Regions from separate parts of the Mus musculus genome. Here region 1 is linked to region 2. A link is a loop called in an ENCODE intact Hi-C map of the cell type or tissue named here. Cell type or tissue: left cerebral cortex. All regions are shown on one strand.

What was found. Hi-C counts contacts between places; a loop is a spot of excess contacts. Peaks named below come from ENCODE experiments on the same cell type or tissue, not always from the same donor. Only the 100,000 strongest peaks of a DNase experiment are listed, where the experiment ranks them.
Region 1: a loop joins it to region 2, with 2.7 times the contacts of the local background. A loop is called at or near these places in 14 of 42 quality-filtered maps.

The regions. Positions count from the first base shown.
Region 1 is chr4:11,674,920-11,677,419 of GRCm38, reverse strand. Gm35884 (a long non-coding RNA gene) reads left to right here and starts at 1,242. Exons shown (of 4, transcript XR_881129.1): 1 at 1,242-1,856. In left cerebral cortex, a CTCF peak has its summit at 962; no DNase peak of the experiment used is centred here.
Region 2 is chr4:11,919,372-11,921,871 of GRCm38, reverse strand. No RefSeq gene overlaps it. Among named protein-coding and RNA genes, the nearest start is that of Pdp1, 46 kb to the left of the region's middle. In left cerebral cortex, no CTCF peak of the experiment used is centred here; a DNase peak (open chromatin) is centred at 1,171; H3K27ac peaks cover 545 bases.

The DNA.
Region 1 (2,500 bases), 240 kb after region 2:
GTCTCCCCACATCAGTTATGACATTCTTTCACAGGCATCTTCCGGCTGACTCTGTCATTTTGACGGCACGATTTGAGTACTTATTCAAGGAAACCTGATCTTTTAAACATTTAATAGTTTTCTTCCTCTCCTAGGCAGAGGAGGTTGTCTTTCTTTCTTTCTTTCTTTCTTTCTTTCTGTCTCTCTCTCTCTCTCTCTTTCTTTCCTTCTTTCTTTTTTTTTTCTCGAGACAGTTTCTCTCTGTAGCCCTGGCTGTCCTGGAACTCACTTTGTAGACCAGGCTGGCCTCGAACTCAGAAGTCCACCTGCCTCTGCCTCCCAAGTGCTGGGATTAAAGGTGTGTGCCACCATTGCCCAACTTTCTTCCTCCCTTCCTTCTTTCCTTCCTTTCTTTCTTTCTTTCTTTTTTTTTTTTTTTTTTTTTTAGAGGAGGTCTTATATCCTAGGCAGGTTTCACATGTTTGGCATGGAGCAGAGAGGATGAACAATTTGACAGTTTTAGTGTCCCCTGTCTGCAAATGGCTGTGACCTGGGGGCTTTTCCCTGTCTTGCTTCCTTTCCTTGCTTACAAATGAGTTTCTGTCTATATAAAACCCAGAAAGCAAGCAAGACATGTTCTCAGAGATTAAAGAACTTTCCTTTTCTATTTATTGAAACCAAGACCCTCAGAAGATGTCTTAGAATTATTGTAATCTCTGTCTCTCTCTGTCTCTCTCCCTTTCCTTCTCCCTCTTCTCTCTCTCTCTCTCTCTCTGAAGTTAGATAAACAATAACATTTGAAATGGAAATGAATTCCCATCCAGACCTGTCTGTGTCACACCTGGGCCAAGTGATGTGAATATTAAGTTGAGGTTCTGGAGCTGAGCATAGGCTTGTAAGGTTTCACGGGAGAAAAGGCATCTATCTGGTCAGCTTGAGGTAGCCACATGCAATGCAGTTCTGCCACCTATGGGGGGCTCAGGAAGTACCTGTGGGTTGACTTAGGCTGGATTACGGCTATCTGCATGTTTGAAAGCATGTCTGGGGTTAACAGGTGGAGACCTCTGCATCAGCTGTCTGAGTCCTGCTTTGCTGCCCTTCCTGCCCATGGCTGCAGGAACAGATGAGAACAAGATTTTCTAGTTTGTGGAATCATCTCTCGGGGGTTTTATGTTTTCATGTTTCCCAACGACCCTGCCAAGTCTATGTTTGTGAGAACAAGTCCAGGCCAGTGCCTGAGTTTCTGCCTACTCTGACTTCCTTCAGGCCCTGGCAGTCCTTCAGAATTCCATGGGCTCCTGACCACTTCATCCCACATGCCTGGCAAGGTCCTTCCTGGAGGCTGCTTTGGTCAGTGTCTCCTCTGGTAGAGTTCCCCTCAAGGCACGGGCCCCCAAACCCTTGCTCCCCTCTGGAGATGTTCCCATGCTTAAGGACCAGGAGACTGTGACTCATGAGCTACAAGAAGTCCTTGGCATGCGCCCTGCTGGCTGGAAGAAGATTAATGGCCCAGTGAATGTGCTTGCTGAAGGAGGACGGCATAGGCAATGGCAGCGAGTTCCTGCTGGGAGAACACTTGCCAGCCCGTGGGGGATACCAGCCTTGGCATGGCAGAACAGTGGGTTTGCTCGGGTATTTGAAGGTGTGTGTCTCAGAGGGAACCCTCAACTCCTTTCCCCTGCAGCTCCTGTTGGAAGCAGGTGCACAAGATGGTGCCTTACCTATTGCCGCTTGAAAGCCTGCTGCAGGCTAGCACTGGAGAAGGCTGCTGGGTGGTTATACCTCGCTTCATGGAGCATCTGAGGACTGTTCTTCAAGATGTGCCAGTCACTCATTTACTCATTCCTTGTCTTCAACCAGTAAACAAAAGTCCTTCAGTAAGTATCCATAAGGATTGGGTTGCAGGGCTCCCAAGGTAGCCAAGGTCACAGATATTCAAGTGCCTTATGGGAAGTGGTGTCACATTGGCATGCTTCCTCCACACTCACTTCAGATACTTCATTCACTTCAGTGAAGGACAAAAGAGATTAAATGAGAGACAAGATATTCTATATTAACAAGAGCTACTCACAAAGAAATTAACATTTTCTACATGTAGACAATGAGGCAGAGTTAGAAGTGGCAAACTTGTGGTCGTTTTAGGACATTAAATACTTTCTCATATAGGTGCCTTTACATGGTTGTTGCTCATCAGGGTAAAAATGAAATCAGTCTTGAAATAGTGGCTGGGTCCCTCTAACAGCAACCTTAGGAGAGCAGAGGCAGCTCCTAAAGATGCCTCGGAACAGGGACTTAAGAAGAACAGGGGAGGCCAGGCGTGGTGGCGCATGCCTTTAATCCCAGCACTTGGGATGCAGAGGCAGGTGGATTTCTGAGTTTGAGGCCAGCCTGGTCTACAGAGTGAGTTCCAGGACAGCCAGAGCTATACAGAGAAACCCTGTCTCGAAAAACCAGAAGAAGAAGAAGGAGGAGGAGAAGGAGAAGGAGAAGGAGAAGGAGAAGGAGAAGGAGAAGGAGAAGG
Region 2 (2,500 bases):
ATTACCTGCATGCATTCCTCTGAAACTCATTCAGGTAGTTTGTTGGTTTCAAAGGTAGAAATTGCTTCTTCATCTCTAGCCCCACTTGGATTCTGGATACATTTATAAAACATCTATACTTGTTGGCTTAGGAATGCTCCTGACAGATGCAATTGAGCATGACCAAAGGTCTGGTTCAAAAGCAAATGCCATCTGGATGGTTAAGAAAAATGCCAAGGGAAGAACACACAGGACCAATAGCAGCAACTTCTGATAACCATGGTTCCCAACAGATGCATACTATGACACCCTCTCTAAAAGGTCCTGGTGCTGATGTGAATATGCATATTCAGGCTTTGATGTCCTTTGAACAAGTCTCATGAGCATCCATACAGAGAAAAGGCTATGTTCAAGTTATGGTATTGGTATTAGCAAGATGAGGCAATAGGAGACAAAGGTCACTAACATCACAAGTATTTCAGTTCATACACAAGAGTCATTCATTTAGCTACTATTTGAAGGTATTTTGTCAAGTGGTGTAAGGCTGATATCAAACAACAATAACAGAAATGCACACACATGCATGCACGTACACACATAATGGGCCCAACAGGCCTGACTGTCATCCATGGCTGCAGTTGTGGCTACCATTTGAGTAATGACTCCATTTCTTTACTCAAATTGCTGTGTAAAGTACTGATAAGCACAGACCTCCTGTCACAGTATCTTGGTTCAAATCCAAGACCCAGGTGTTCCCTACGTGTATTGTTTGGGAATTGCTTTAGTCTCTGGTGTGCTGTAGTGGTGGCCTGCTGTGTGGCGTAGCGTGGGGTACACTGATTTAGAGAGTGCAGGTAAAGAGGTGAGGCCACGACCATGCCCTTGGAAGCTGAAGGACAGGGTCTCATTACTTCTTGTCCTCAACCCCCTCACCCTGGATGTTCAGTTGTGTCGAACATTTGCTCACACATGAGAACATCTGCTGTGATCTCTCAGGGTTGTAATCTCTGTGGCCTCCATCTTAATGCAGTAGTGGTGCACAGAGTGTTGGATCCTTCATCACACCTTCCAGCATCCCCACCCTTGGTCCTTGGTAAGGATCTGTGTTCCCAGACACATAGTCTGTATTTCCTCCCATATGTGTCAGGTTGCAAATTGACTGTACTGTGACTTCCAAAGCTGGGAAAACTTGAGCAAGCAGAAGAGCTACCATCTGGTGAAGCCAGAGAACATTCGCAAAATGAGCAGATCTGTTCTTCACGGCACTGGGCGTTAGACAATGTTACAGATGGCTTCACTAAGGACTACGGGTAAAGTGCAGAGAACCAAGCATGCCTATCTGTCTCCTCTTGAAAGCAACTACTGTGGAAATGCTACCAGAGTGTGAGTCCTGACAACCTTAAGACAGGCTTGGCTATTTGTCTTCAATAATCCAATTAAACAAACAGAGGAAGAAAAGAAAGAAAAAAAGATTTATTCAATGTGGATACACTGAGAAGAACAAAAGATCCAATTACTCATCCCAACCTGAGTCTATCTTGTGGATGTTAGCATAAGGCTAGGTTTAAATAGAGATTGAGCAGAATCCATAGCTAAATAGTTCTGTCAAGGTGTGGTCTTGTTCATCAGGATTCTCAGGGCTCCTCTGACAAGTTGTCAGTGCTGTGTGAACTCTCTTCCAGGGAGACATGTTTCCTCTCTGGCTAGCACCAGGCATCAGCCTTTTTCTCTCCCACTGTGAGAATCCTGGTGAAATCCCAATTTCTTTAGAAATATTGTCTCAGTAGTCTGATAACCAAAAGGGGGCACAAGTGTCTCTAAAATATTTTTATTCTTGCCAGGATGGCTTAGGACTAGTTGGTAGGCAAAACTATATAAACAAAAAGACACACTTGCCTTGAAGCCCAGACAAATGGAGGTTGAAAGCCTTGTGCCTGTGTGTGTGTGTGTGTGTGTGTGTGTGTGTGTGTGTGTTGGAGGGTAATGAATGATTCAACTGTTCTCTTGTCTGAACTAGTTTGAACTAGCAACACAGTAATACCACAAGGGCCCCTTAGCAATATAGTACTACATGGGGCTTCCTACATCAAGTTATAGAGGCCCAACTTGAACTTAGTATCTAATAGCTCATGTAACCCTGTTATGGGAAAGGCTGGCTTTAGCGTTGCCTGGATTACCATGGGTCATATTCTCATCTTTGTTTTCCTCTAAGGAGTGGGCTCATCCTCTCCTAGTGAAGACAAATTACATTCATTGGCTAGGAACCTTCTTATAGAATTCCCAGGGAATTACTCCATTCAGATGACATTGACCTTCAAAGGACAACTTGATCTTATCCCAAACCACTTTTAAGCCGCCATTGCAGGTACAGGGGTGTTTAAAACCTTGCCACTGCAAGCCCAACAAACAGGAAAGAAACCTTTAGGAGAGGTTGAAAAGAAATAAGCAAGAAGGAATAGGGCTGATAGGTTGCTAGGCAACCTATCCTGAGACGGATGTGCTAGGAGCCAATGAAAACACC